5 separate regions of the Mus musculus genome follow, and regions 1, 2, 3 and 5 are each linked to region 4. The links are chromatin loops, found by intact Hi-C in ENCODE. Cell type or tissue: heart. All regions are shown on one strand. Links, peaks and the distances in the headings refer to the core of each region. The heading gives the core; the rest is flanking DNA. Region 1 holds the start of Vps26a (VPS26 retromer complex component A). Region 2 overlaps Ccar1 (cell division cycle and apoptosis regulator 1). Region 3 holds the start of Ddx21 (DExD box helicase 21). Region 4 holds the start of Ddx50 (DExD box helicase 50). Region 5 holds the start of Stox1 (storkhead box 1).

Region 1 (6,205 bases), core at 1-5,000, 160 kb before region 4:
ACACTGCAACATCCCAAAGTGCTAAGTTATAGAAATCGCTTAGGGAAGGAAGTGAAACCAAGTGCTTAAATCGGCGTCTGGAGATATAAATGAGGGGTCTCGGCTCCGACACCCTCTTGTCTCCCCTCCCTTCCCCTCCTATTCTACAAGTGCCAAAAGCCTCCACCCGAATCAAGAAATCGCAGAATGTCTCCACAACCAGCTTAAAGAAAATAAGCGGACTCTATCGAGCTCGGGACGAGGAAGGTGAGCAGGTCTCGCCAGAGTCCGGAACTGGGAGAGAGGGCACTGACTGTCCTCGGCTACCTTGGAAGGCGAGGCTGCCGAGCTCCGGCTGGGCGGGCTGCGGGTGCCCAGCCAGGGTCCCCACAGCCGGTCGAGGAAGGCGGGCAGAGGCTCCGACATGGCCGGGACAGTGCCGCCGGCCGCAGGTGCTCAGGCCTGGCCGGGAGCGGGCAGCCGTCAGGCCTCACCGCTCCGCGCCCCTTCCCTGCAGGCTCGGCGCCGCGCCCGCCGTTGGGAGTCCCGCCGCGCGCCCCACGGCCCCGCGGGAGACGACCTCGCAGGCAGGCCGCCGCGCACTCACCATTGTCACCGCCGCCGGGTCGCCCACTCCACTCGGCTTTCCCTCAGAAGAACTCCCAGCCTGGGTGCCTGCGCCCCGCCGCCCGTCACGTGACCGTAGGCCATCAGCCGCACGTGACCACTCCTTTTCCTCTTCTCCCTCCCCCCCCCACCCCGCCCCGCTAGAGGCCCCGCCCTGCTAGAGGCCCCGCCCTTCAGGAAGGCCGTTTCGAGGCGGGGCTCCTCCGCCCCGCCTTTCGGTTGAGGGCGTGGTCTGGGTGGGTGACGTCTGGTGGGAGGAGTCAAAGATCTGTCTTCTCAGTCCAGCAACCCTAGAGCTAGTTGTCACGTGACGAGCCGTGCGCTGTCAAACTCCTCCCTCCGGCACGCCCATTTCCTTTTCCCTAGGGAAACTTGGGGGACTCGAGGGTTTGTGCGGGAGGCGTGTCTTTGCGGGCTTGCTGCAGTTCCGACCTTTGCGCCTGATCTGTTTCCCGCCTCAGCCCCGAGAATTGTTGGCCTCCGAAGAGACGGTTAGGGAGAAAAGCTAATCTTTAAAGCACATCCTTTGCAGTCCACGGATAGCTCGTGACGCAGCCTTCCAAGCCGGAGAGGCAGTACTCTCAAATCGGTTCCGCCCTCCTTACCCCCCCTCCCCGGCAACAGCCCTTCCTAAAAGTTTCGCAAGCGTGCAAAACGCAGCTCTCCAACACTCTGATCCAGTCAGTCATTGTAGTGGAGGCCCAGAAAACCTGAGGATAGATGAAATACTACGAAGGCTTAGGAACTGAACCTTTCATTCAGATTTATGGGCGGAGGGGTGTCATCAGCCCTATCATAACGAAACTCAACTTGGGGAGTAGAGTGTCAAGTTGTAAGTCTAAAATATTTAAAGGTTAAAATGAGGCTTCGGTCTCCAATCGCGACAGAATTCAAATACTGGAAATGAGTCTTTTGTTTGTAAGACAGGGGTTCTCATGTACTCATGTAGACTAGGCTAGCCTCAAGTGGAGAGTGAGCACCTCCAAAGTGCCTTCCCAATGCTGTAATTGCAGGAGTCACTGGTGGTTTTATGCATTGCTGCAGATGGAACACTGCACTTCCTTCATGCATGCAGGAGAAATCTGCCTAAAATGATATTATCTGAAAACAAATCTTAAAGATTGCTATGCCAGGGAGCTTTGGAACGAATGGATGTTTGTGTGTATATTTATTGTTGAGACAGGGTCTCACTAGGTGTCCCAGGCTCCTCTGGAATATGCTATGTAGCCCAGGCTGTCAAGAAACACATCTGTCCTCCTTCAGCCTTCCCAATATTGGAGATTACCTGTCATATTTACAGACGGGTAAAATAGTATGGGGACAGAGAAGGGAGTTTAGATCTCAAAATACTATTGATTAAAACCCTGTGATGCAGATGGCTTGGATGAAGGAGCATCACCCACTCTATAAAGAAGGATAAGTCAGGTATAGAGGTTCATAGCTGTAATCCCAGCTCTCCGGAGACAGAAGAAGTAGAAGAATCGCCATGAATTAAAAGACCCCTGGAGATTACACAGTTAGTCCCCTGAATGACCTGGGCTACAGTGTGAGACCTTGTTACAAGGAAACAAAAGAGAGAAACAATTGCGCATAGTCTAAGATCTGAAAGGTTAACTGTGTTTGTTGGTTCTAGCACCATTTGCTCAAAATACTTTCCCCTGTAAACTGCTGTGGTGTGGTATGCTTGTCAAAAATCTATCGATTGGGGCTAGAGAGATGGCTGAGCTAAGTCAAGAGCACTTGCTGGCTACCCCTTCAGAAGCATGAGATTTGATTCCCAGCATCCAAATAGTGGCTCCTTACCAGGGGGATCTGATGCCCTCTTCTGGTCTCCATGAGCATCACATATGCAGGTTTTGTACAGAAGGTCTGCAAAACCTCCATGCACCCAAAGAAAGACTCAAGGAGGTAAAATAAAAACAATACTGGGTCTTCCATTCATGAGCACTGTGCATTTTTCTAATTTTTACCTTTTTTTAGTGTTCTTCACCAGTGTTTCTAATTTCCAGTGTTATACATTTTTATTAAATTTATCTCTAAGTGCCTGTATTTTTTAACACTATTGTAAATAAAACTAAGTTTTTCATTTTTCAGTTCTTCGTTGTGATGTGTGTAACTTTCCTGTATTGACTGTGTACCCTGCAGTCTTCCTAAATTTCTTTGATGATTTGCTCTAGGCTCACACATACACACACACACACACACACACACCTTTTTTAACCTGGGTTTCTTTTTTCCTTTGTGGAGCTGAGGACTGAACCAGAGCCTCATGGATCCCAATCAACCAGCCTACCACTAAGCCACATCCTCGGCTGTCTTCCTGGAATTTCTTGAAATCCTAGATTGAGCATCCTAAATGGATTTTCACTTTCTTTCCTGTCTTCCATCTGTCTCTTGTTGTTTTCCTTTTTCCTTTTCATGTTTCTTTATTCTGGGAGGTGTATATTACATGGTGTGCATGGAGAGCAGAATTTGTACATGTCACTTCTGGGAATTGAGCCCAGGTCCTCAGGCCTGTCAGCAAACACATTTATCTGATGAGCCATCTCACCTGTCCTTGTTTTTCTTTTTGTCCCAGAAATGGTCTTAGTACATATCTCAGGCTGACGTTAGACTCTTGATTCTCCTGCCTCAGTCCCTGAATGCAAAAATTATATCATGAGCCACCATGTTTGCTCATGTTCCAGTTCTCATGATGATGATGATGAGTTTGTGTGTGTGTGTGTGTGTGTGTGTGTGTGTGTGTGTGTGTGTGTATTGTTTGGCATAGCTCTCCGTGAGCTTTCTCTCTCTCTTTTTTTAAAGATTTACTTATTATTATACATAAGTAGCTGTCTTCAAACACTCCATAAGAGGGCATCAGATCTCGTTATGGATGGTTGTGAGCCTCCATGTGATTGCTGAGATTTGAACTCATGACCTTCAGAAGAGCAGTCAGTGCTCTTAACCACTGAGCCATCTCACCAGCCTCGAGCTTTCTCTTTTAGTGTTCAAACTCCTGTGTAATCTATCCTTGAATTCTATCAAAGTCGGTTTGTGTGACCAACAGAATAGCGTGGTGTGGCTGCCTCAAGCTGCTCCTGACTTGGTTTCTCCTGGACCATTCCCTTCTAACAACATCCACTCCCATGGTGTAAAGCCCCATGGAGAGGACATCTCCCCTCTCTTCTGAAAACAGATGGGAGTACCAACTTTCCAACTATTTTCGAATACCAATGTGGAAACTTTCTTTTTCATCCTTGACCAAGTCTTCAGATGACTCTAGCTCTGGTGAATATCCTAACTGTACTTTTAAAATTTTATTTTTATGTGTGTTAGTGTTTTGCCATAACGTGTGTCTGGGTAAGGATGCCAGATCTCCTGGAATTGGAGTTACAAACAGTTGTGAGCCATGCCTTTAATTTCAGCACTCGGGAGGCAGAGGCAGGCAGATTTCTGAGTTCAAGGCCAGCCTGGTCTACAGAGTGAGTTCCAGGACAGGACAGCCAGGGCTACACAGAAAAACGATGTCTCAAAAAAACAAAACAAAACAAACAAACAAACAAAAAGACTTTCTAAATAGAATTTCCAGATAGTCTACTTAATTTCTGACCTGCATAAACTATAAAAATTCTAAAAATCTATTGCTTTAAGCCACCAAGGTTTTGGGTTTGTTTGGCTTTTTTTTGTTTGGTTCTGGGTTTTGTTTTGTTTTGTTTTTGGAGGGGGTTATCTCACTATCTAGCCTTGGCTGTCCTGCAATGTGTTAATCTTGAATTCACAGATTCACCTGACAAATCTTGGGATTAAAGATACAGATAAGCCATAGAGTTTTAAGGTGATTAATTATGTAGCAATAAATAATAAGGCTGGACATGGTGGCACATGCCTTTAATCACAGTGCTCAAGAAGCTAAGGCAGGTGGATCTCTGAGTTTGAGGTCAGCCTGGTGTACAAAGCAAGTCCAGGATAGCCAGGGCTTGTAACACAGAGAAACCCTGTCTTGAAACCAACACCTCCTCCTCCCCCCCCCAAAAAAAACCCAATAAGTAAAGAATGTATGCTAACATTTTCAATTCTCAAGAGCTCTTATTCTTAATTAGTATTCTGTCCTTGTGAAAACAAAACACCGAGTAATCACAAATATCCAAATAGCAAAAAAAAAAAAAAACAAAAAACAAAAAACAAAAGGATGCATTTTACATCAATCACTGAGGCAATTTCCCCCATAAAAAATTTCATATCAGAGGCTAAAGGGATGGCTCAACAGTTAAGAGCACTTGCTTCTCTCACAAAGGACCCAACTTTGGTTCCACTATCCACGTGGTGTCTCAGAACTGTCTGTAACTCCAGTTTCAAAGGACCTTAGGTTCTCCCTGTGGTACTCGGTACACTGCAGCTTCTGTAAACCATTTATGACTCATGCAATAGGTAACAGAGTTATAGGCAGCACTGTCACTGATGAGCCATTGGGCCCTAAGGAACCATCAGTTCTACACAGCAACGCTAACGAGGGGAGAAGGCAGATTAGCAAAAGATAGAGCTATGTGGATACCTTTTAAATTTATCTACCTTTATTTTATGTGCATTGGTGTTTTGCCTGCATGTATGTCTGTGTGAGAGCATCAGATCTTGAAGTTACAGATGGTTGTGAGCCACCATGTGGTTGATGGGATCTGAACTCAGGATCTCTGGAAGAGCAGTCAGTGCCCTTAACCACTGAGCCATTTCTCCAACCCCTATATTGATAAACAGTGACTGAAATACTAAGACAATGCACTGAGAGAATGGCAACTCACAGCTTTGGGGAAAAACACATAATAAAAATGTATTATAGTTATTTGTGTTTGCACCGCTAAATAGTGAATGGTCATAAATAGTATTCCTGTTTTGATCCTTGGCTAAACATAGTAAAACTATTAAGAGGAACCTCCATAGGCCTCCCAAGTGTCACATGTCCTTTCTCTCAGCTGTGCAGCAGCCCCGTCTCGTGATTAACGTCATTACTTCAAGGTGAGTCCTATTTTGGGCTCTCATCCCTTGGCATAAATGGCTTAAAATGCCACGCCTAAAGTTCAGTGGAACTCTCACAATGGACCCTAGTGGAAATAGCTCCCCATTGAGCCGTAACATTGGTTCTACCTTCCTTTCTGTTGCTGTAATAAAATATTCTGGCTGAAGCAACTTCGAAGAGGGAAGGAAGTAGTCACCATTCTGGGCCACAGTCTGTGATGGTTTGTACATTCTTGGATCAGGGAGTGGCACCATCTGAAGTTGTGGCCTTGTTGGAATAGGTGTGGCCTGGTTGGAATGGGTGTATCACTGTGGGTGTGGGTATAAGATCCTCACCCTAGTTGCCTGGAAGTCAGTCTTCCACTAGCAGCCTTTGGATGAAGACATAGAACTCTCAGCTCCTCCTGCACCATGCCTGCCTGGATGCTGCTATGCTCCCACCTTGATGATAATGGACTGAACCTCTGAACCTGTAAGCCAGCCCCAATTAAATGTTGTTTTTTTATAAGACTTGCCTTGGTCATGGTGTCTGTTCACAGCAGTAAAACCCTAACTAAGACACAGTCCATCACTGAGAGAAGTCAGAGCAGGAACTCCTGGCAGGAGT
Region 2 (5,000 bases), core at 1-5,000, 140 kb after region 4:
AAACTTTCTGTTGTAATTCCTTTTGTCTTCAGATAGATTCCTGCTATGTATTCTAATAAGGCCTCAATTTCAATAACCTCCTTTCCCAAGTGCTGAGATTGTAGGTATGTGCCATCAAACAAAGCCGCCCTGGCTGTCTTGGAACTTGGTTTGTAGACCAGGCTGGCCATGAGCTTATGGAGATCCACCTACCTCTGCCTGCAGAGTGCTGAGATTAAAGGCACGTCCTACAACAATCAGCTTTTTTTAAATCTACAATTTTTCACTGTTTAAAATAGAGGTGGGAAAAAAAAACCCACAGAGGTCGCAGACAAATCATCCTAGTAAACACTTGGGATGCTAAGTAGGAGAATCATGTGTTCAAGACCAACATAAACAATACAGACAACATGTCTCAAAACAAAAATGAACAAATGAGAGAACAAAAAAGATAGCAACCCTCAGTAAAGACTCACTTTATCACCTCATACATGACTTTAAAACTCACCTGCTGTAATACAGCTGCAGCTTGTTGCTGCAGTGCCGCAGTTTGTGTTAACTGATAGTTTGCTGGCGTTTGTGTGGTAAGGCCTGCCGCCGCCAATGCAGTCTGCTGGGTATAAATGGTAGGAGATGCTCCCAGAAGTGATGGCTGCTGAACACCTAGTGCAGCTACAATGAGATTGAGAGAGAAGGGTGACCAAGTAATCTCCCATGACTTCCCATCACAAATATAAGAAAAAGTGGCTCTACTAGCCTACACTTCAGTCATACACCAACTTTACCTAGACCCAGAGTCTAGTCAAAAGTATTTTTCAGAGTTGGATGTGGTGGCATACACCTTTAATCCCAGGACTAGAAGGCAGCCAGGTTTTGTGAGTCTGAATCCACCTTGGTCTATATATCAAGTTCCAGGAAAGCTAGGGCTACATAGAGAGACCTAGTCTCAAATAATAAAAATTATTTTCAAGCAGGCATAGCGTGGTGGTTTGACTATGCTTGGCCATTGGGAAGTGGCTCTGTGAGGAGGCATGACCTTGTTGGAAGAAGTTCGTCATGGTGGGGGTGGGCTTTGAGGTCCTATACTCCGGCTCCATCAGGAGTTGGAAGCAAGCCTCCTTTTGGTCCCTTTGGAACTCTCTCTTGGCTGCTCCAGCACCATGTCAGCTTGCCTGCTGCCACACTTCCAGCCATGATGATAATGGATTAAATGAATCTCTAAAACTGTAAGCAAGCCCCTACTAAATGTCTGCCTTTATAGTTACCTTCTTTATGGTGTCTCTTCATAGCAACAAAACCCTAACTAATACACATGACAACACATGGCTGTAATTCCTGCATTAAGGAGGTGTAGGCTGGAGAACCAAGAGTTTAAGGGCACCCTAAGCTAACAAGATCCAGGACAGACCAGGCCACATCAGACTTTCTCAAAAAGGAAAACAAGGTAATAGACATAAAAGATTTTTTAAAAAACAAAATTATCATTTTACTAACCTACAATTTACTCTTGGGCAGAAAACTAGCTCAACGATTGAGCATTGCATGGTAAGTAGAACCTAATGCATTCATTACATTCTGATGTTTTATAAAAGTGAGTTTTATCTACAAGCAGATGAAAGAAAGAATAGGTGCTGAGAGGAACTGACTTTGACAGCTTTCCACTGGAAAGTATCTTCAGGGTACCACTTCTGACCTCCAAAGACAACAGGCATACAAGTGCCACATACAGATAGACAGATGCAGGCAACACGTACATTTGCTGCTCCTCCAGAAAGGCCAGTGTTGGGTGCACAACACTTATATAGGGTGGGTCACTACTGTCTGGAACTACTCCACCTCTAAGGGAGCTGACACCCTCCTCTGGCCTACACAGGCATGCACACATGTGGGTGGCATTCACTAACACTGACTATATATATATATACACACATACACACCTTTATCTATATATCTACACACACACACACACACACACACAAATAAATCTCAAGGAAAAAACAACAATAACAAAAAAAACAAAACAAAACAAAACAAAATCAGGGTATAGTATTACATACCTAGAGTCCCAGCCTTTGGGAAATAAAGGCAGTAGTTAAAGGCAATCCTTGGCTAGAAAAGTAGTCACAGGATAAGAAAAAACTATTTAAAACAGATACACATGCACAAAGGCAAAAGCCTCTAATCTCAGCACTCGGAAGTCAAAGGAAGGTGGATCTCTGAGTCAAAGCTCAAGCTCAGTCTACTCTACATAGTGAATTGCAAGCCAAGGCTATATAGTATGGCACTAAATAAACAAACAAATAATCAGTCTCATAGGCTTGTAAGATGGGTAAGCAGTGATGGTGCTTGTTCTGTCAGGGCTGGTCCTGTGCTGTTCTGTATTAAGAATCTATGGTTCTGTCGGGCGTGGTGGTGCACACCTTTAATCCCAGCACTCGGCAGAGGCAGGCGGATTTCTGAGTTCGAGGCCAGCCTGGTCTAAAGAGTGAGTTCCAGGACAGCCAGGGCTACACAGAGAAACCCTGTCTCAAAAAAAAAAAAGAAAGAAAGAATCTATGGTTCTGGTCAGCAAGGGCTGAAGGATAGACTGTGATTAACAGGAGTTCAGAACCAGTAAGTGGAACCTTTGTTTTGCTATGACTCTCAGTACTTGTCATCTGGGGCTAAAGAATCACCTGTGATTAGAAGACAATATGCCAGGCATGGTGGCACACACCTAAAGGCAAAGGCAAGTGGATCTCTAGTCTGAAGCTAGTCTCCTTTACAAAATTCCAGGACATTAACAGATACATTGAAAAACTCTGCACATGTAAACATTCATATATATGTATATAAAATGCATAAATAAAATTTAATAGTTTGGAATGTAGGCTGGCAGTGGTGGCACTCGCCTTTAATACTAGCACTGGGAAGATAGAGACAGGAGGATCTCTGCCAGCCTGGTCTATAAAGCTAGTTCTGAGACATCCGAGGCCACAGAGAAAAACCACGTCTTGGGAAAAAATGATTGAAATGTGAGGTATTGCTATTAATAGGATATTATGGAGATAAGCAAGATTTGAATTATAATGTGTCTGCTTGTTATTTTTATTACAACTTGGCACAAGTTAAGTTCTCTGGAGAGGGAGCCTCAATTGCCACCATAAAACTGGACTATAGGCAAGCCTGAAGGGCATCTTCTTAATTAGCTATTGATAGGGAAGGGCTTAGAAAACTGTGGGTTAGCCAAATCTGGGCTGACAGTCCTGGGTTCTTTAAGAAAGCAGACTGAGCAAGCCATGTGGAATAAGCCAATAAGCAACACTCCTCTGTGGCCTCTGCATCAACTTCTGTTTCCACGTTCCTGCCCAGTTTGAGTTCCTTTCCTGACTTCCTTTGATGATGAACACTGATATGGAAGGGTAAGCCAAACAAACTCTTCCCTCCCAAGCTGCTTTTGATCAGTGTTTCATCACAGCAATAGTAACCCTAGTTAGAACAATGTGTTTGTGCCTCGACTTGACAAGGTTAATTATCCTGGCATTTTCCCCTTGTCAACTTGGCTAGAGTTATCTAAGAAGAGGGAGCTACAATTGAGAAAATTCCTCCCTGACAGGCCTATAGTCAAGCCTGTGGGACACTGGGTTCCTAAGTTGAGCCTTGACGTCTCTAAGGGATAGAGTGACCTAGAAGTTGTAAGATGATATAAATCCCATCCCCAAGTGCTTTTTTGGTTATAGTCTTTATCAAAGCAATAGAAATCGTACAAGGACAACCACCTGGTTGATGGATGCAGTTTGAGCCATGGAGTCTACAGGGTGCACGTGTAGAACCAACTGCTGCTAAGTATGCTTGGCCCTGCACATGCACACTCACACATATGCACAGAAACACACAAATGTTTCAAAGCAAACAAAAAGCTAAGAAACTGAAAATTCTAGCATGTAAAAAGCCCTGGAAAAAAAAAAAAAAAGCAAAAACAAAACAAAAACTCCACCACAAGTAACAAATAACTTTTCACTTATTTATTTTTGGATTTCTGCCTCTGGAAAATTGCAGTAATTTTTTTTTGACTTAAACTAACGGTAAGTGTTCCTTTGATGCTTACAGCTATTTTTTTTTTCCATAGACTAATAGTAATTGGATTTTGTTTGTTTTTCAGGATCTCACTTTTTAACCCTGGCTGTCCTGAAACTTGCTATGTAGACCAAGCTGGCCTGACCCGACACTCAGAAATCCACCTCCTAAATGTTCTGGGGTTAAAGGAATGAACCACCAAGACCAGACACACAAAGGGGGTGGGTGGGGTCACAGTGCAGCACTTTCAGTCAAGGGTGGCCTGAAACTCACTAAAGTTTGACTTGAACTTCTGATCCTCCTGCCTCTACCATAGGAGTGCTTGATTTCAGGAATACAGTACACCCGGTTTGAGGTGCTAGAAATCAAATCAAAGGGTTTGTGGGTTCTGTGCAAGCACTTTACTGCCAAACATGTCTTAAAAGATCCCTGGCATTAAATTCTTAAAGAGTCAGTATTTCTACATTAAACACAAACAAATGAAACCATAAATGTACCAGTAATCTTACTCAATGGGGGTAAAAGCACCTGCCATACAAGTCTGACAACCTGGGTTCAATCCCCAGAACCCATCGTGAAAGAACCAACTACCAAAAGTTGTCCACTAACCTCCACACACGAATACCTGCTCTGATATACACATCACACACAGAACAATGCTAAGGGCTCAGCCAGGAGGATCACTGGGTAAATGTGCTTGCCATCAAGGCTGGCAAACTCAATTCAATTCACAAGACCTACCCTACATGAACGAAAACAAACGTCTGCCACTTGTCTCTGACTTTAATCCTCTTTCTCCCACCCCCTCTCTCTCAAACTCATACTCCAGAGGAGCATGAAAATGTAATTTTAAAAAATACAAATAATTAGGGGAGAGGCATCTAGATAAGATCTATGTAATCCTGGCTATCATGGAACTCATTATTTAGACCAGGCTGGCCTTAAACTCAGAGATCCTGCCTGTG
Region 3 (6,453 bases), core at 696-5,695, 49 kb before region 4:
CAGTGTACTTACATATAATAAATAAATAAAATCAACCCCGAAATTATACACATTCAGGTAATGTGAACTGAGCTGCTGAGTTTAGGAGTGTGGGTGCATGTGTGCAAACACTTTAAAAGGAGACCATGAGTGCCAGGCATGGTGGTGCACGCCTTTAATCCCAGCACTTGGGAGGCAGAGGCAGGCAGATTTCTGAGTTCGAGGCCATCCTGGTCTATAGAGTGAGTTCAGGTCAGCTAGGGCTATACAGAGACTCTGTCTCGAAAAAACCAAACCAAACCAAACAAACAAACAAACAAAACCCTTCTTGATTGGCTTTGCAGAAATAAAGTTTTAAAGTGAATTTAAAAAAAAAAAAAAAAAAAAAAAAAACAGGAGACCATGAATTTGAGATGAGCAAGGTGGGAATTCCATGGAAGGGGCTGGAGGGAGGAGAGGGGGGGGAGTGATGTAACTATGATTCTGGAGGGAGGAGAGGGGGGAGTGATGTAACTATGATTCTGGAGGGAGGAGAGGGGGGAGTGATGTAACTATGATTCTGGCTGTCCTGGGAATGAACTCTGCAGGACCAGGCTGGTATCAAACTCATGAGAGATCTGACTTCCTAGAGTTAAAGTCATGTTACTACACCTGGCTTAATGTAATTTTAATTATAAAAGGTCACACAGTACGTACGCTTTTTAATACCACTTCTTAGCTACAATGAAAAGAAGTATATTGCAATAGTCACTAACATGGGGGAAATAAAAGAGTTCTTCAAACTAAGTCTTCAGCTCATATTGGCCAATCATTATAAACTTTTTTTTTTCTTTTGGAGACAGGGTTTCTCTGTGTAGACCTGGCTGTCCTGGAACTCACTTTGTAGACCAGGCTGGCCTTGAACTCAGAAATCCACCTGTCTCTGCCTCCCAAGTGCTGGGATTAAAGACATGCACCACCACTGCCCGGCAAGACTAATTTTTTAAAGAGACTACCAAGGCTCTAAACTACATACTCGGAAAAAATGGTTCAGGGGGAAAATGCTTACTCTGCCACTATGAGGGTTTGACAGGAAACTCTAGCAGCCACTGAATAATGAGTGTGGTGGCACATGCCTGTCACCCTAGCTGGTGGGGCTGGAGTGGGCAGCTAGCCAGCCTAGGTGTCCCCAAAAGTGTGTATCACTACAAGCCAGCGAAGTGGCGATACACACTTTAATCCCATCACTCAGGAGTTAGAGGGAGGTGGATCTCTATGTTCATGGCCGGCCGGGTCTACAGAGCAAGTTCCAGAATAGCCAGGGCTATAGAGAAACTGTCTGTGGGGGCTGGTGAGATGGCTCAGTGGGTAAGAGCACCCGACTGCACCCGAAGGTCCAGAGTTCAAATCCCAGCAACCACATGGTGGCTCACAACCATCTGTAACAAGATCTGACTCCCTCTTCTGGTGTGTCTGAAGAGAGCTACAGTGTACTTACTATAATAATAAATAAAATCTTTAAAAAAAAAAAAAGATTAAAAAAAAAGAAAAACTGTCTGTGGGTGGAGGGTAGGGTGAGTGAGAGTGGGGAAAATAAGTGATAAAGGCACCCACCCAACATTGACCTCAAACTTCTGTAACCCCAGGGGCAAGCATACCCATCCATCCATACATACATACATACACACACACACAGTATCAGTGAGCAAGCACTGTCCAAAAGGTAACTATGAAGGAAGGAAAGAAAGAAAAGAAAGAGAGAGAGAGAGAGAGCGAGCAAGCAAACTTTGGGTGTCCTCATAACAGCAACAACAGGTTTCTTTTCCCTCCAAAATTTCTATATGGTAAAACACTCAAGAAATGTGTACTTCAATGTGGATTCTCGTAGACACTATATGAAACAAAACTACCAAAAAAATTCATATATCATTTGCGTCTGTGAAACTTTATTTGGACTTTATTTAAATGTGCAACTTTTCATATGGAAAATTTGTACCGATTATTAGCCACCTACTAGATAGACTCTAGTAGTGTTCCAGGCAGTAAAGACTAAATCATAATGGACTAAATTCTCAAATCATGGCCTAAGGTAGCGATTCTCAACTTTTCAAATAGTTCATATTGTAGTGACCCCCAACCAGAAAATTATCCCGTTGTTACTTTAATTTTTGCTACCGTTATGAATCATAATATAAACATCTGCAGATTATCTGTCAGGCTGAGAACCGCTGGGCTAAGGGCTAGAGCTACAGTGGGACAGCACCTGCCAACACGTGAGCTGCCCAAGGTTTGGTCCTGGTACCACAAAAACCATCTTAAAAATACTGTATCGTGGACAATCTCTCCGCCCCATGAACATGTTATCTACTACATATATGAAAAACAGTAAGTCGAGTTCGGAATATAAACGCGTAGCTAGGTCCCTCCCTCCTGACTTCAGCATCAGGCAGCTGAACACGCGGATGTGAACGCTGTGCGCCCAGTGATTTCCACCTAATTCAAATACTACTGCTGCTCCTTTAAAAGGCTCCTACCTTCAAAGTCAACAGAGACAGCAAAAAAAAAACTCAATTAAGTCGTACAACATAGGAGTTCCGGGATAATTTCCGAACCCTCCTACTTTGATAGATACTGTCACAAGTTTAATATTTTTATGCAAGGAATTAAGAAGAGACAAGGCGATTTAACAGTGCTCACACAGATCCTTCTATATAATAGGGTGATCACTTAGCCAACCACGTTTTCTGTTTTGGGTTTTCTTTTTTTTTTCTTTTCTTTTCTTTTTTAAAGAGGGAACTGTGTCTGTGTGTCACAGCAGATGCCGACCATGTGCGCAAGTTTCAGACTTTGCCGTCTTCGGCTCTGGTCCGCACTGTGACGCGATCGGCAATCCCTTCCGCACTCCCAAGCCTGACCAGCCGACACGGCGTGTCAGAGGGCCGGCCACGAGCTCCCGGCCCGGCCCAGTTCGGGGACACCCCCCTCCCCCCAGGCTCACCTTCTCGCTTGGCTTCGGCAGCGTCTCCATGCTCTCCTCGGCCCCGTCTGAGCCCAACTTGGCCCCACTGCGGAGTTTTCCCGGCATTATTCAGCAGCAGCTTCTCAGGCCTACCGGCTTCCTCAACCGCGTGCTAGGAGAGAGGGCGACAGAGAAAGCGGACCGCCCCTCAGCCGGGCCTATTCGTCACTTCCGCAGCGGAGTGCATCCGGCGGAAGTAGCGTGTACCGGCAAGGCTGCGGTTCGCGCGGCTTTGGGTGAGACCCGTGTGTGCGGCGTGGAGGTGCTCTGCGCGGTCTAACGACAGCGGGATCGCCACGGCTAGACTTGGAGAACGGCCTTGAATCTTACCCTGCTGCCTCCGCTTGCCGAGTCTGGGATTACCAGCTGGCAACATTTTCCCATGAAAAGCTGCGATGTGTACGCTACCTGTGGAAAACGGCTGGGTGGTGACAGATAAACCCAGGTGCTTTGGTGAGCACCGGAATTCAGGGACCGGCGAGATACCACAGTTCTGGTGACCTGAATTTGTGATCCCTGGAAAACAGAACCAGCTGTGCAGTTTTATCGTGCACGCGCTCAGTGGCACCCAGGACACGCATATGCGTGCTGCACAATATGAACAATTTAAAAGAACCAGAATAGGCAGGGCATATGGGGTGCACGCCGCTAATCTCAGCACCCAGGAGCCAGAGGTAGATGGATCTCTATCGAGTCCAGCGTGGTGCACATAGTTCAAGGCTAGCCCGACACATGATGAGATTGTCTCAACAGCTCTCTCCCCGACCCCAAGTAACAACAAAAAATACCCACAATTCACAAGTCTGGCCCTTTATTCATGTGTGCACTTTATAAACTTCCGGGTATTCTTGTATGACGGACAGGGTTCGTTTTTTTGTGTTTTGTTTTTCGAGACAGGGTTTCTCTGTGTAGCCCTGGCTATCCTGGAACTCACTTTGTAGATCAGGCTGGCCTCGAACTCAGAAATCCGCCTGCCTCTGCTTCCAGAGTGGACAGACAGGATTCTAATAACATCCAAGCCCTGCTTGTCCTCAAGCACTACAGACCAAAGTTTCTCAAGGGGGTCGACACTCCGTTGGGGTTCAACGACCCTTTTACCAGTGGTCATATATCAAATATTTACATTAAGATTCAATAGCAAAATTACAGTTTTGAAGTAGCAATTTTTTTTTTCAGAGCTGAGGACTGAACCCAGAGCCTTGCGCTTGCTAGGCAAACGCTCTACAGCTGAGCTAAATCCTCAACAACTAAAATTAATTCATTTTATGGTTGGGGATCACCACAACGTAAGAGGCATTAAAGGGCTACAGCATTAGGAAGACTGAGAACCACTGTTATAGACTAATGTAAGAGATGGACAGTTATCACTGGGTTTGAGGGCACACTCAGCCCCTTGACAGGGCCTTGAGACTAGGAATGGATTCCCAAAGATGCCTAAGTTGGAGAGTTTACTACTACCATTGGATAAGGGAAAGAGGCCAATTGAATGATCAGTGACAATGCTCGTTTTGAGTCAGGCTTTCACTGTACACCCGTGACTGCCCTTGAACTCAGAGATCTGCCTATGCTGGGATTAAATATTTGCACGACCACACTGGTAATACGTTTTAGAACTTCTTCTGAAGAACCAGTGATTCGGGGACTTGGGAGACAGTTTATCACAGTAGTTTGAAAAATGAAAGTGAAACCGATTCTCTTCTTTATGTGAGTTCTGGGTATCGAACTCAATTCTTCAAGCTTGCATCAAGAGGTAGCAAACACCATATGGACTGAACCATCTCACAGGCCCTAAGATATTTCTAAATGGATCCATTGTAATGTATGCTAATTTTGAGGAGACAACGGAGTGTAGTGAAAGAAACTCTGGATTCAAATCTTGAGCACTGCACTGCGTTTGGACTTGGGGTCTGAGGTGAGCCTCAGAAGGCTGAAATGCAAAATACTCACGGAAAAAAGAAAATAAAGTTGTGTGTCACCCCTGCCCAGCTAAGATTTTTTTTTCTTTTAAGATAGAAGCTATTATTTAATTTTGTTAGAAGCCCTACTGATAGAAAAGGTAACCTTTAGCAGGTAGATCGTTGAAATGCACCTTGCCAACATTTAGCTACATGCTTATCACCACACTTGAAGTGATGATACAAGAAGCCTTTCAATAGCTGATGAAAACAAAGCCCAGGGGCTGGAGAGATGGCTCAGCGGTTAAGAGCACTGGCAGCTCTTCCAGAGGTCCTGAGTTCAATTCCCAGCAGCCACATGGTGACTCACAACCATCTGTACTGGGATCGGATGCCCTCTTCTGGTGTGTCTGAGGATAGCTACAATGTACTCATATAAGTAAAATAAATAAATCTTAAGAAACAAAAAAACAAAACCAATGCCCAGAAAGCCCTTGTGTTCACTCACCACTGTTTTCTCCAGAGAAAAACTATAGCAATACTTAGAGAATGTTAATTTCTTTAGCTATTCTGTGCTTTTGCCTAAATGGCTATTCCCAGCGCTTTTGTTGGTTTTATGTGTATGTGTGTGGTCTCTGTGGTTGTGCACATGCCTTCTGTGACCCTTGGAGACCAGAAGTGGGCATTGGATGCCTTGGGGCTGGGTCTTAAGCTAAGCCATCTCTTCAGTCTCTGCCAAGTGAAGGTCTATTATGTCTCTTGCTCTCTGACTTTGCTAGTCACTGCACTGCCATGAATTTGGACTTATATATTCTACTATTTCACCAGATTCTGAGTTCTGGAAGGCAGAAAACAGGCACTGCTCATTCACCCAAAACTGCTCAGGACACTGTGGACACAGCATGACATGGTGTGAATGTACTAGTACTCAGGCAGTGTAGTAGAGACTTGACTATAAAGTTAAGAGTTCACCATCACAAAGGTGCAGACCTATTAACCCTCAGCGAGAATAATCAGCAACCTTCCTCACGGAGAAATCTGAGAGATAGATTGCATAATACTTTACTATAAAGTAGGGACAGCAGCTGCTGAAAGGCATTGAATTATGGGGAGAAAACTTACCGAATTGAATCAACCTGTGTCCTACAAAGACGTTTTGACATCAGGATGCAGACTAGGGAAGGTGTTGATGGAGCCAAGGAAAGTTAACAGGCAGTGAAACCTGCCCAAAAGAAGTATGCTGCTGCTGAATGCCAGATATGCTAGTAACAAGGACAAAAGGAGTTTTGAGATCTGATGAGCACTTTGACATCAGATATGGAGCCACAGAGTTTGGAGTTCGACCAGCTGGTTTCCTGTCTTGCATTGGTCCAGTATTTCCTATGACATTTGGAATACTGTATATCCTGTGATGTTGGAAGTACATGATCTGCTTTCTGATTTTGACTTTATAGATTACAATTAAGTGATTGGATGAATCTCAGAAGAGACTGAACTTTTTTTTTTTTTTTTTTTTTTTTTTTGGTTTTTCAAGACAGGGTTTCTTTATAGCCCTGGCTATCCTGGAACTCACTTTGTAGA
Region 4 (6,453 bases), core at 548-5,547:
TTGGTCCTTTAGAATCACTTAGTGAAATAAATAACTCATTTACCTCAGTGGAATCTAGTAAATTGTATAGCAGTACTTCATTTCACTAAAAACTACAAGCACCAAACTTTCACAATGCTAATATAATTTTTGAAGTGCTTTAGCATAAATTTTCATTCATAAATAGTTGAAAAAGCTGAGTAATATGTAAAAATGCCTTTTAAAATGTTCTACATCATTTGATCTTAACTGCGCCAGCCCACAGCTCTCTAAAGTAGTAAGTCCTATAGAAAAACAAGCTCACAGTCAGGCATGCAGTTTGGATTGCTTCAGGGCCCTGCACTTTAGGGAGAAGATAGAGCAAGCATGTCAGTGTAACACGTCTATGTCCAAACCCTGTAACATCCTAGAGTGCTAAGTACTAACATTACTCCCTCTGGAGCTCAAGCCCAACAGCCTCCTGTTTGCTGAGCTCTGTTCATCTCCTTATCTCTTAGCTCTCAACCTTCTTTAGTGTTTCCTTCTCCTTACCCTTCCGTGGAAGCTCAAGTCTGTGTCAACACACACTTCCAGACTCTCTTGGCTACTTTCATTCCTTTTCTAAGAACACAAATTCCCTATCTCAATATATCCAAACTAGAATTATTTTCATTGAATGCCAGACTTAGCCTAATATTCTATTTCTGCTATTTGGTATTCCATTCCATTTCCAAATGTCTACTTCTTTTTCATGAAGGGCAATCAATAAGTATATTATTTCTGGAGAATTTACAATATGAAAGCTACCAATATATAAAAACATAGTGAAATGTAAGGATGCACAAAGATATAATAACTTTCCTCAAGAATCTTTGGAAACTATTTCAAGATTTTATATATATATATATATATATATATATATATATATATATATATATATATATATATATATAAGCTAACTTTACAAGGAGCACATAAAACTGCCAATCACAAGATAACAGTAGAACAAGCCTTCGAAGGCAAATGAGGTAATGTTTTTATCTCATACTATACAAGTATGGTTAGAAAGAAACATTACCTAGACCATGTCAGAAGCAGGATTTAGGTATGCAAGGTTATTCAAGACAAACTAAATTAAATATAAAACTAAAATAACGGCTTGAGGTTACATTTATAGTCTACCCTAGAAGCCTACAGTAGTAAAATTCAAAGGGGCAAAGAGCTTTGGCTTGGGAAGATGAAAAGGTTCTAGAGATCACGGTGGTCGTGACAGCACAATTCTATTATAATGACATCAAGTCACACGCTTAAAATGGTATAAAAAAAATAAACCTTGAGCCATGGTCGAATTTAAACCCCAGCACTGAAAAATGGAACTCTCAAATGTAAATTCCAAATTTAGTACGTTCTACAAAAACAGAAAAACGAGAGTTGGGAATAGAGCTCAACGCTGGGCATTTGTCGGGCATAGTGGTGGCCTCACTTCAATGCCCACTGGGAAGGTGACATAAAAGGGTGGCTAGAATTTAAAATTTACCTTCGTGGTAGGTCCTAGGGGGTGTTTCCTCATCTCTAGCACTCTACAGAGTAAATATTTTATCAAGTGTCATCTTTCCCACAGTCATTTTCATCCTCATTCAGCTTTCTTTCTCCAGGTCAAATGTCTCCAGTAAAAATTTTACCTCTGCATTTTTTCTTAACACCATAAGATCCTCTATTTTTCGGGTTCTTTCTTTCTTTCTTTCTTTCTTTCTTTCTTTCTTTCTTTCTTAATGTCTTGGACGGAGGTGGGGATAGAACCTCTACAGGCTCCTGGTGGGCAGGGACTATTCTGCATACTTAATTAGTTTTATCTCCTCGGTCCTCAGCTAAGAGTCTGGCACGATTAGCCTCAATAAAAACCACAGTGGATTGAAAATACTGACAGTAAGGGCTATTCGTAATACAACCCCCACGAACTCCATCACAGCCAACCCCTGGCAAGCCTGGCTTTGACACTGTTCCTTAAGCCTCTATTACCCAATCATGGAGGATTGTAACCCCCTAGGATAGCTTTTCCCGAGACTGCTGCAGACACGACACCGCGACCGGGAGGCAACACATAGGCAAAGCCATCATCATCTCTGTCTCAACTCTTCGAAGGCCCCGGAAAACCAAATGAAGGGACTCGCCGCCTAAGAAAGGGAACACGAGCAGATTCCACGGCGATGGGAGCTCAAGTCTGCCCATCTCTCGGGAGAGATCCGGGCGCAGAGGCCGACGTGGGGCTGAAGTACCACGGAAGCCGGGCCGTTCTCCTCCAGGTCCGGGAGTGCGGCGATGGGGAATGGTCCCTGGGACCTCGGAGGGCTGAGCTCGGCGAAGGGGAAGCTGTCCCTCGGAAACTCGCCCCCGGTCCTGACAGGTCTTTCCCCTTCCTAGACAGCTCCCCTCCCCGCCCAGGCCAGCGCAGCCCGAGGGAGGCGCGGCCCAGCCGCAGCACACCTTTTGCCGCTCCTTCCTCTGGCTCTCGGACTCTTCCAAGGGTGCCTCGAGCTCCATTATGTCTCCCCAGAGGAGTTTCCCGGGCATTACTGGCCGTCGCAACCTCCCGCCCGGCTGCGGTGGCCGCGACCACCTACGGCCACCGAGAGCGTGAAAGGAAGCGGGGGCTGGGCGGCCCCGCCGGCCAGGACCGTGCGTCACTTCCGGGCCACGCACCTCGCGGCGGGAGCAAAGCAAGCCGGAACTCTACAGGAGGAAACTCTCCCAGAGAGTCGCAGCCTCCCTCGGCCAATGAAAACCTGAGTGGCCCCGATGGGCCCGCCCACGGTCTGAAGTGACAGGCTTCTCCAGAGCACGGGCCAATCTCCAGGAAGGACGCTCGCCTCCCCTGGCGCGGCACGCAGAATTCCAAGTGTTCCCCTCCCCCCGCTCGGAACGCCTCCCTTCCCAGCATGCCCTGCAACGCTCGCGCAGCCCCCTCGCAGGCGGCGGGGAGCGAGGGGCTGACGCGCGACGCAGCGGCTCGTGGGCAAGCACGAGCTGAGGCCGGCGGGAGCGCCACGCGCCGTACAGCCATTCGCCGCCGGAAACTGCAGCCCTCCGCCCCGCCCCCGCCCCGCCCCGCCCCCCGCAGTGGGTGGAGCGTTAGCCTGTAACGGTACCTGGGCATTGACGTCGAGGCTTCCCGGGGTCAGCAGAATCTGCAGGGGTCTGAAGCCGAGGGGCCGCCTCAAGGATATTAGCTCCTTATGCAGGCGTTAAGTTATGGCTTCACTTTTAGTTCTCACGTATCCCAGAAGAAACCAAACCCACCCGAGAAGCGAATTTATTTGTCCAAACTCAGTAGCGCTTGTAAGACTTGAAAAGTGATCGGAATCCGCGATGGGCACAGCGCTCTCACAGCTGTAATTTCCCAGAGTTGCAAGGCGAATGCTCGCTCCTATGAAACAGAATAGGGAAAAATCTAAAGGATAAGAAAAGCAAGTCCAATGTGTCTGACAGATGACCTGCTTGTAATACGTACATTTAATCTTAAGGTTCAGGATTAACTGCCTCTGAGGTACAAATTTATATGAAAGATATCAGTGTCAGCGAATTGACTTCTTGGTCTTTATGTATATTCACAAAGATTGGGCTCGATCCCCTGTACCTCACAGACCAGGCAAGCCTACTACCAATTGAACAACAATCCCAGTCCTCAAACCTTGTTTATCATGTTCTCTTTATTCAGTCAATCAGCTATTACATTCCTGAGGGAAGATGACACCAAACCTAGATGTAGGTACAGGGCATTCTTGCAAACTACATAATGTCTAGTGTAGCAGTCTTGTAATCTGAGCCTCAAACACAGGCCTTAAAAAAATTACAGCTACACGTCCTGAGTTCTATGATTAGACTTAAATAACCGGGACCACAATATTTTAAATTTGTGATAGCTTCCAGAATTCTATGAAAATAAGGACTGGCTTAACATCAATGACTTTGTCTGAATGTAGTCTTATGGATTCAGTTTTATAACACCAGGTGTGTTCAAGGAATGATGGTGAAAAAGGCTTTTCCCACAAGTTGGATGAATAGTTATGGGTCTCTACATCTAAATCTTTACAAATCTAAATCTCAATAGCTTTTCTAAATTCTTTTTCCTCTTAGCTACACCCAGTTCTACAGCAATACACTATGCCCCTACAACGGAATATGCTATGCATAGGAACAGTTAATAAGGTGAAGAATGCCACACACATGGGTATAAAGGGAGCAGATGCTGTCTTGTGGCTGAAAATCACTCAAATGAAGTGCATTTTTACCTTCTTAGGATCCTATTTTTGGCATTTTTTTTCTCATACCAAACCTCACAGCAAACCTGAAAAGGACTAGATTCTATTAGTCATTCAAGTGACTGCTTCCCAAATTGTGACACCTTCGGCGCCAACAAATGTGGCCTTTCTAAGTCCTAATGGCCTGAACTAATTCTCTTATCAAGTGGGGAAGGAGATTGGAGATCTACACATGAGTAACTTGCCCAAGGAGTGAAGGACTTGGTCGATATTAGCTTAATTGATCAGGAAACATGGGAACAGGAACTATAATTTTAATTTAAAACTCAAAAGATTTATGTCTGATCGTGAGATTTGGAACCAAGGGGAATTAAAACAACATATCATTTATTTTTCTCACTGCTGGGACAAAATACCTGAGAAGAGACTTAAGCGTTTTATTTTGGGTCATTTTGGCTTATAGCTGGAGGCTAGAGTCCATCGGGGTAGGCAAGATGTGGCAATAGGCGTACAAGGCAGCTGGTCATATTTCATCTGCTAGAAAAAGAAAAATGAACAATGGTGCTCACCTACCCTCTTTTATTTAGTCTGGCGGTTGGGGTTGGTCTTCCCACTTGAATTAACCAGATAAAGGTGCTCCCTCACAGACTGCCAGAGGCTTTCTTCTCAGATGATTCTAGATCAGGTCCAGTTGGCCACCATCATGGACATTGATTCAAAATATAATCGCCAATATAATCGCCAATATAATCACCAATTCATGGGATCAAGTGAACACCCTGCTCCAGCCTCCCTAGTACCTGTAACTACAAGCACAGACCATGGTGCCTAGTTTCAAATACAACAATCAGAACATCTTTCTTTCCCAAATATTTACTTAGTTTAGAGTTTTACCATCTTAGCCCTAGCTGACCTGGAACTTGCTATGTAGAAGCCAACTGGCTTCCAACTCACAGAGCTGTGTGTCTGCCACCCTGGTGCTAGGAGAGAAGTTAAGGCAAGAGCCACAACGTCTAGTTTTATGTTTGTTTGACAGTATTTTGTTAGTAGAAGTTCTCTTTCCACAATGTGTTTCCTGAGGATCAAAGTCATGTTCAGGCTCAGTGGTAGAAGCCTTTACCAGTGTAGCTATCTTACCAACCCTATTTTCCAAATATCTTAAAAGAGTTCCTGATAATACCCTGAAAAGTTAGGTGGTGTATTCTTTTTCCTGGTATTCTCTTAAACAAAGGTTCTATGTTTAAAATCCCCCTTGCCAGCCAGGCAGTGGTGGCGCACGCCTTTAACCCCAGCACTTGGGAGGCAGAGGCAGGCAGATTTCTGAGTTCGAGGCCAGCCTGGTCTACAAGAGTGAGTTCCAGGACAGCCAGGGCTACACAGAGAAACCCTGTCTCAAACACCCCCCCCCCAAAAAAAAGAAAAAAAGATATTAAAAACAAGGTACTATTTCTAAACTTGCCTCTCTGGTTATTTCCAAAATCGTTCATTTTCTCAGCCTGTAATTAGAAAGTAGAAGGCAAAGAGCCGTCAAGATGCACTTTGAAAGGCAAATGTGAAACTTTTACAACAAAAGAACATGAAGGATTTCAGATGATATAGGAAAAATAGGGGCAGTTATAAATTGATGGAGACTAGGGAAAGAGATTGTGGGTTGAGGGTGCCGAAGCAAACAGAACAAGAGACCATGTGACCATAGCCACTTTACCTTTCAGAACTGTTGTTAGCCAAGCAGGAGCAATAAGCAGGAAACTGGATTAGCGAATACAACATCACTAGAGCAGTGAGGTCCAGTGGCACTCACACTGATCTCAAGAGTGCTGCTGGGGTTCTTGGCTTTTCCAGACATGGTTGGCCACTATGTAGCTGACACTTGCCTTAAACCCTACCTGCCTGCCTCTGCCTTCTCTGTTGGGATTAAATTTGTGTGCCACCATGCCTGGCTCCACCATGTCTCAGTAAATAGTTGTGTGTGTTTTAAAAAATGAAATGTTTTTACTCATGTGTATATGTGGGTCAGGGGGGCACTGTGGCAGCAAGAAGAGGCCATCAGATCTCCCCCTCCACACCCTCCTCCTCCCAGGGAAATCACACTGTGGTCCTCAGCAAGTACAGTACAAGTTTTTAATCATTGAGGTTTTTTCCCCCAGCGCTGCTTTTTGCTTGTGTTTTGAATTGGGCTGTGGAAATGAGGGTCAACATGAGCTACCCCAGAAGGGGGCATGCATCATCACCCAGC
Region 5 (6,453 bases), core at 898-5,897, 74 kb after region 4:
GTGCGGAGGCCAGAGGCGCGCACCCCGAAACCTGTTCTCCCCCTCCCCCTTTACAGAGGTTTCAGGGATCAAATTCAAGTCCCCAGGCTCGTGGAGCAAATGCCATGCCCTGCTGAACGACCTCAGTGGCACTTGGTTTTCCAAAGTCTTACACAGCCCAGGCTGGTGATGAACTCTCACCAGGTAGTAGAGGATAACTCCCTCCATACCAGTTTTTCCCTCAGGGTTTGAGAGATCCCTGCAAGCTCCAATAGCCTAAAAAGGGTCCTGGAAGCACAGCTGGGTTGAAGAAGATGGCTTTCCACACTTCTTGTGCCCACATGCCTTTTATGCAAAAATGTACAAGCCTTCCAAAAAATCCAAACCAACAGCAGAGACCAAACTGACCTCTGTGTTCCTTTTTAGTATTTTTACTCTGAGGGTCAAGACGTGTGCCTGCCTGTCCCCAGCAGCTCTTCCTGTGGGTCCCCAGGAGCCTGTTTTTGGCTTCTGGAAGCCCGCTGCTGCCAGAGATGGGAGCACAGACTGAAACTTCATCTCCTTTGATGGAAAGTACCTTCTCCTACTGTCATCACCTTCTGAGACTCAGAGGCAGTCCAGGAGCCTTTGCCTGCGGACTCAGACTCTTTGTTCCTGTGACTCTGACATCATCAAGCTAGATGGTAATTAGCGATCCTAATCAAAACAAAAGCATCCCTAACCACCCCATGGGCATCCGGCATCCTTCCCTAGCTCAGACAGCTCTTCCCCAGGCTGACACTGTGGCTGCATTGGCAGGGTGACTGACTGGCACACATGAAGCCCTGGGTTCAACTCCCAGAAATAAGGCATAGGAGGTAGATGAAGGAAGACCTGTTCAAGGCAACCTTGGCTACACAGGCAACCTGAGGCCAGCTTGGGCGGCATTAGACCCTACCTCAAATAAATAAATAAATAAATAAATAAATAAATAAATAAATGTATGTCTCAGTGACTAAGAGCACCAGCTACTCTTTCAGAGGATCCAGGTTTCAGTCCTCACACCCACATGGCGGCCCACTACCAGCTGTAACTCCAGTTCCGGGGCATCTGACTCCTCTTCTGGCCTCGGTGGGTATCGGCATGCACAAGACGCGTTAGCACACACTCAGGCTCACACACATATAAAATAATACATCTTAAAAATATATCCACTGAAGAAACATCCCCACTCCAGAGAGATCCTGCCTCAGCAGAAGGAAGACGCTACACAGAGTCAAAAGAAGAATGTGATCATGTAGGTCTATCTTCGTCAATTTCTTCTTGGCCATCCATCCTTTACCAAAGATGGACATAGAAACAGGCAATTTCTTCTGAGCCCTTGGATCATTTCCAAAGGTTCCCACATCACATAAAGAGAGCCGGTGAGACAGCTCGGTGCATAGAGATGCCTGCTACCAAGCTTGGTTACCTGAGTTCAATCCCCAGGACCCACATGGAGAAAGGAGAGACCTGACCCCCTCTAAGCTGTCCCCTGGATTCTCATACACACATCAGAGCACACGTGTGCCCCTCCCACACCACATAAACATTTATTCTTTTTTTTTAAAAAAAAAAAAACCTTTAAATTATGTTTAAAATTTTAAAATAAACCTGTTATGTTTTTCTCTTGTTACTAAAACCTGAGTTCAATTCCTGAGCTCTACACGGTGGAAGGAGAGAACAGACTCCAAAGAGCTGTCAGTCAACTGCTGAATATGTATCAAGGCACGCACACCCAGATATAAATAAACATAGAGGATTTTTGCCAAATCTTTTTGTGTCCGTGGGCACTGCTCAGGTGTAGCAATGATAGAAAGGATTAATAGCCAGCTCACCTTTCTATGCCTACAACCAGCATACACCACGGCTCCCTGGGCTACAATGGCTGCCTCAGATGTTACATAAAGCCTCTCTTACTTCAGCCCTGGGGTCTAGACACCACACACACACACACACACACACACACACACACACACACACACACTGCATCCAATTCCCTCTCTGCAGTACACAGTATACTCACCCTTTGGAAGGAGTCAGGAGACAGGAGAATGTAACCACTAATTCAAACCAGAGAAGCCCAGGACGCAACTGAAAGCCCCTTTTTTCAAAATCCAGCCTGTCTGCAGAAGATTCCAACTTTGGGTACCTGGCTCCCTGTTTCAGAACCCGGAAACCATTCTTTTGACATTCCTGCATGGGAAAGGAGATGAGACCCTATCTATGTAGTCTGGCAACCATCTCTCTTCTTGTTTTTTGTTTGTTTGTTTCTTTGTTGTTTTTTGTTTTGTTTTGTTTTGTTTGTTTTTTGAGACAGGGTTTCTCTGTATAGCCCTGGCTGTCCTGGAACTCACTTTGTAAACCAGGCTGGCCTCAAACTCAGAAATCTGCCTGCCTCTGCCTCCCAAGTGCCGGGATAAAAGGTGTGCGCCACCATGCCGGGCTCCATCTCTCTTCTTAATCAAAGAAATATGGGGACAGGCTGGGGGTGGGTGGTTGCAGATGGCATGAAGTTTAGAGGCCTTCCCAGGTTCAGGCCAGAGGAGGTCACTATTCCTGGACAAGACCACACACAGCATCAGGTGTCTCCCGTTGCCCTGACCCTTACCCCAGGGAGTAAAACAAATTTGTTTTGCTGGTGCTTCTCTGGGGATGGGGGAAGGAGGAGGAGGAGGAGGAGGAGGAGGAGGAGGAGGAGGAGGAGGAGGAGGAGGAGGAGGAGGAGAACCAGACTATGATGGAGAGGTTCCTTGAAACAACTGGCTTCTTGTCACCACCAAACCATCGAATGGTCCCACAGCCCCCACAGACAGAATGAGGACAGAACCAGCTGTTACTGGGAGCTGACACAGTTGCCAGAGGTTAGTGGCCTGTGTCAGTAACCACCCCACTGGTGCAGCGGTTCAGTTTCTCAACCGAGAAACAAATGGGTTAGTCCGAAAAGACTGGGAGGTGGAACTTTCTCTGTTTGGTGAATGATGTGTGATGTGTCTACAGCACCATCTGTTTCTTTTCCCCACCAGTTAAGGACGATCCCGCCCCCCCCCCAAAAAACTTCTGAAAGTTGAGCGACCTAAGACCACTCCTCCATCCAAGACAAGCAGGACAGGAACACCAGGTACTGGGAAGGGAAGGGGAGTTGAGGGGAGGGGAGCTGAGGGGAGGGGAGGGGAGGGAAAGAAAAGGGGAAAAAAAGGAAAGGAAAAAGGAAAGGATGGCAAAGTTAAGGAAAGGGGAAGGGAAAGGAATGGAGAAAGAAAAGAAAAGGAAAGACGGACGGAAAAAGGAAAGGGAAGGAAAAGATAGGAAAAAGGAAAGGAAAGACGGAAGGAAAAAGAAAGGGAAGCTAAGAAGGAAGGAAGGAAGGAAGGAAGGAAGGAAGGAAGGAAGGAAGGAGCAATCGGATCCTCTTTCGGACCCGAGCCTCACTTTTCCTAAAGTGCCCCCTCCCCTAACACCAGGAACCCGCGCGCTCCCGGGACCTGTTGCTATGACCCCGGGCGCTGGCGACCTCCGCCCCACACTCACCCACCGCGGTGATGCGGAAGCCTCGGGGCGGCCGCAGGGCTCGGCGACGCCACGCATCCCGCAGCACCTGCACACAGGGCTGGGGCGCGCGCACCAGCAGCACCCCGCGCCGCAGCCAGCCGAGAAAGGCCAGCCGCGAGGCGGCGCGCGCCAGCCGTGCGTTCCAGAAGCAGCGCGCGTTGGCGCGGCGGAAGGCGCGGAAGAGCGCGCGACCGCCCGGCTCCCCCGCCGCCTGCCCGGCCTCCCGCGGGCTCAGCACCAACGCCAGCGAACCCGGTGCCAGCTGCACGGGCCGCGCCATGCCGCCCGCTCGCGGGACTCGAGATCACTGAGCCCACCTCGGCTGCCCCGGGAGCCCTCTGAGGGGGGCGGGGCCGGGGTGGGGCGGGGCTTTCTAGGGCGTCGCTGTCACTCCCGGTTCCCACAGCAACCAGAAGAGCCGGTGGCATCGCCCACCCGCAGTGCCCGGAGGACCCAGGTCGCGCGTGGGAGGTGACCCAGGTTTGAGCCTCTGCTCCGTTCCTGACCTCTCAGGCTAGTTCTCTGGCGTCTCTGGGTTTGGACCTGGCCAGGTTCCTCATCTCGCAGCAGAGGACTCTGAGGACCCTCTCATCCATGGTTTTCTGAAGTTCCAGGGTCTGTCTCCTCCCCTAGTGTATCCCCTTCTTTTGAGAATTTTGAGGAAAGCAGGGTTAGCGAGCGAGAGGCGGTAGCAAAAGCCTGGGGCCCCACCCTGGTTAGGGCCTGGGGATTCTGACGCTGCACTCGATCATGCCCCAAGAACCCCAAAGGAAAGGCCGAGATCTGCCCCTGCAGACTATGGCCGGCGTCGCAGAGCGATAAGGACAAACAGGCTGGGCCGGAATTGAGGCCCTGGGTCCCTGAGGATAAAGATCTATTGGAATAAGGAAACCGGGCAGGATAGACATTAGACTTAACTATGAACTCAATACTATAAAGAGCAAGGTGCTTCGGCAAGACCTGAGGGGTCATTTCAGACTTACCATCCATAATATCGATATAATAATCAGGGGTGGGCACAGAGAGAGACAGGGTCAACATATGTCTCCCAGGCTGGTCTCAAACTCATGTTCCTCTTGCTTGTGCAACCGTTTTTATTTTTAACTACACCACCTTTATAACTACCATAATGAGATAATCCATACCCCTATCCATCAATCACAGATGTTATTAATAACAATAGCCCAGTTTCACAACTCTCTGTTAAATTAACTATTGTAGATTGATATCTCTAATCCCCAAATCCCAGATGCTCTAAGAATTTTTTTTTAAGTACTACTGTGGTTTCACACGCAAAAAACATCACACTTGACTTCAGGATGTGTGTAAAAGGGGTGGCTATGAGTTGAGTGAATTGTGTGGGACCCATCTCCAACTTGGCTCCTCAAGTAGATCCAAGTGTGCCAGCATCTGAAAAAAATGGGCTATCTGTCCCCAAGCATCTTGGAGACAATTGTATCAATAGCATGCATGTGTGCCACCCTGCCTGCCTGTGAATGGCCATGCCTAAGTGCTGGGGTGTGTATGTGTGTGTACCATGGTACCGACCTAAGAGCTTCCAGGAAGTCTCCTGCCCCCACCCCCTGCCTCACCATAGCACCACTGGGATTACAGACATTAGAGATTATACACATACTATATCTTATGTACTATCCTGCCTCAATTTATATGGGTTTTGACGATTTAAACTCGGCCCTTTTGCTTTTACCAACTGAGCCATCTCTCCAGCCCAGCCATAATCCTGTATTTTAAACTTTGGGTTTTTTTCCTCAAATGACAAAAACTATAATTAGTTAGGTTAAAAAGTATCCCACCTTTACTCAGGCAAACAGAGAGTTTAGCTCCAGACCAAGCAAGGGTCAGGCAACCTTGTCTGGTGCTGGTGGCTCGCCACCTTCCATGCTGGGAAAAGACTCATAGGTGCATTGAAATTCTGGCTTCTCGATGGGACAAAGGCACAGAGCTTATTGTCAAGGTCACTGCCATTTCTCACTTGCTAGGGACGGAGTGAAAACAGAGGCATTTGATTTGTAGAGGAGGAGCAGGAGGAGGGGGAAGAGCAACAGGAGGAGGAGGGCCGGGCGTGGTGGTGCACGCCTTTAATCCCAGCACTCGGGAGGCAGAGGCAGGCGAATTTCTGAGTTCGAGGCCAGCCTGGTCTACAGAGTGAGTTCCAGGACAGCCAGGGCTATAAAGAGAAACCCTGTCTCGAAAAAAAAAGAAAAAAACCAAAAAAAAAAAAAAAAACAGGAGGAGGAGGAACAGAGGGAGGAGGAAGAAGAGAAAGAGGGAGAGGAGGAGGAGGAGGAGGAGGAGGAGGGAGAATGTCTCAGTCACATGGGGGGTATGAAATGGAACCAAACAACTACTGAGTCAGGCTTCTGTAGGTAAATGACTTAACCTTCAATTCAAATAAACATTTGAAGTTGACATTAAGTGTTCCCCATCTGAATTCTGAGGTGGATGGATAGATCCTGCAGAGAGAAGAAATGCCAGTTCCCAGTCTGAGCTGTCTCACACAGAACAATTTCTCCTCTGACTCTTATCAAGCCATTTGCCTGCTGGACCCAAGTCTTGCTCCTGTGTAACTGATTCTTGGAAAACTAGAATTTTCTTTTCAGTGTGTGTGTGGAGAGGTCTTCACCATGTAGCCTTGGTTGGCCTGCAAGCCACTACATAGACCAGGCTAGCTTGGAATTCATAGAGATCTGGCTTTCTCTCTCTGTCCCTGCTCCTAAATGCTGAGAATAAAGGCCACCATGCCCAGCCCAAGATTCTCCTGGGCTTGAAATCCCCACACCGCAACCTCACCTAAGGTTTCTTCCCTGTAATCAGGATGGTGACCAATTCGAGTTCAGTTTCCTTTGTGCTTAGAACCATGTTATTTTTTCTTTAAAACCAGCG

Evidence for each region. Peaks named below come from ENCODE experiments on the same cell type or tissue, not always from the same donor. Only the 100,000 strongest peaks of a DNase experiment are listed, where the experiment ranks them.
Region 1: a loop joins it to region 4, with 2.7 times the contacts of the local background. A loop is called at or near these places in 5 of 42 quality-filtered maps.
Region 2: it touches region 4 in a loop (2.4-fold over the local background); 5 of 42 quality-filtered maps call a loop at or near these places.
Region 3: a loop joins it to region 4, with 1.9 times the contacts of the local background. A loop is called at or near these places in 9 of 42 quality-filtered maps.
Region 5: it touches region 4 in a loop (4-fold over the local background); 7 of 42 quality-filtered maps call a loop at or near these places.

The regions. Positions count from the first base shown.
Region 1 is chr10:62,486,072-62,492,276 of GRCm38, forward strand. It overlaps Vps26a (VPS26 retromer complex component A), which reads right to left and starts at 734. Exons shown (of 9, transcript NM_133672.3): 1 at 587-734. The coding sequence starts at 589. In heart, for the core only: a CTCF peak has its summit at 2,430 (motif pointing left); a DNase peak (open chromatin) is centred at 900; H3K4me3 peaks cover 1,678 bases; H3K27ac peaks cover 1,594 bases.
Region 2 is chr10:62,784,944-62,789,943 of GRCm38, forward strand. It overlaps Ccar1 (cell division cycle and apoptosis regulator 1), which reads right to left. Exons shown (of 25, transcript NM_026201.3): 3 at 488-651. Among named protein-coding and RNA genes, the nearest start is that of Ccar1, 4.9 kb to the right of the region's middle. In heart, for the core only: no CTCF peak of the experiment used is centred there; no DNase peak of the experiment used is centred there.
Region 3 is chr10:62,599,172-62,605,624 of GRCm38, forward strand. Ddx21 (DExD box helicase 21) reads right to left here and starts at 3,127. Exons shown (of 15, transcript NM_019553.2): 1 at 2,957-3,127. The coding sequence starts at 3,043. In heart, for the core only: no CTCF peak of the experiment used is centred there; a DNase peak (open chromatin) is centred at 3,130; H3K4me3 peaks cover 2,828 bases; H3K27ac peaks cover 1,446 bases.
Region 4 is chr10:62,648,583-62,655,035 of GRCm38, forward strand. It overlaps Ddx50 (DExD box helicase 50), which reads right to left and starts at 2,636. Exons shown (of 15, transcript NM_053183.3): 1 at 2,443-2,636. The coding sequence starts at 2,529. In heart, for the core only: no CTCF peak of the experiment used is centred there; a DNase peak (open chromatin) is centred at 2,759; H3K4me3 peaks cover 2,996 bases; H3K27ac peaks cover 2,151 bases.
Region 5 is chr10:62,722,240-62,728,692 of GRCm38, forward strand. Stox1 (storkhead box 1) reads right to left here and starts at 3,855. Exons shown (of 4, transcript NM_001033260.2): 1 at 3,529-3,855. The coding sequence starts at 3,829. In heart, for the core only: a CTCF peak has its summit at 3,655; DNase peaks (open chromatin) are centred at 3,632 and 3,952; H3K4me3 peaks cover 1,593 bases; H3K27ac peaks cover 741 bases; H3K27me3 peaks cover 1,095 bases.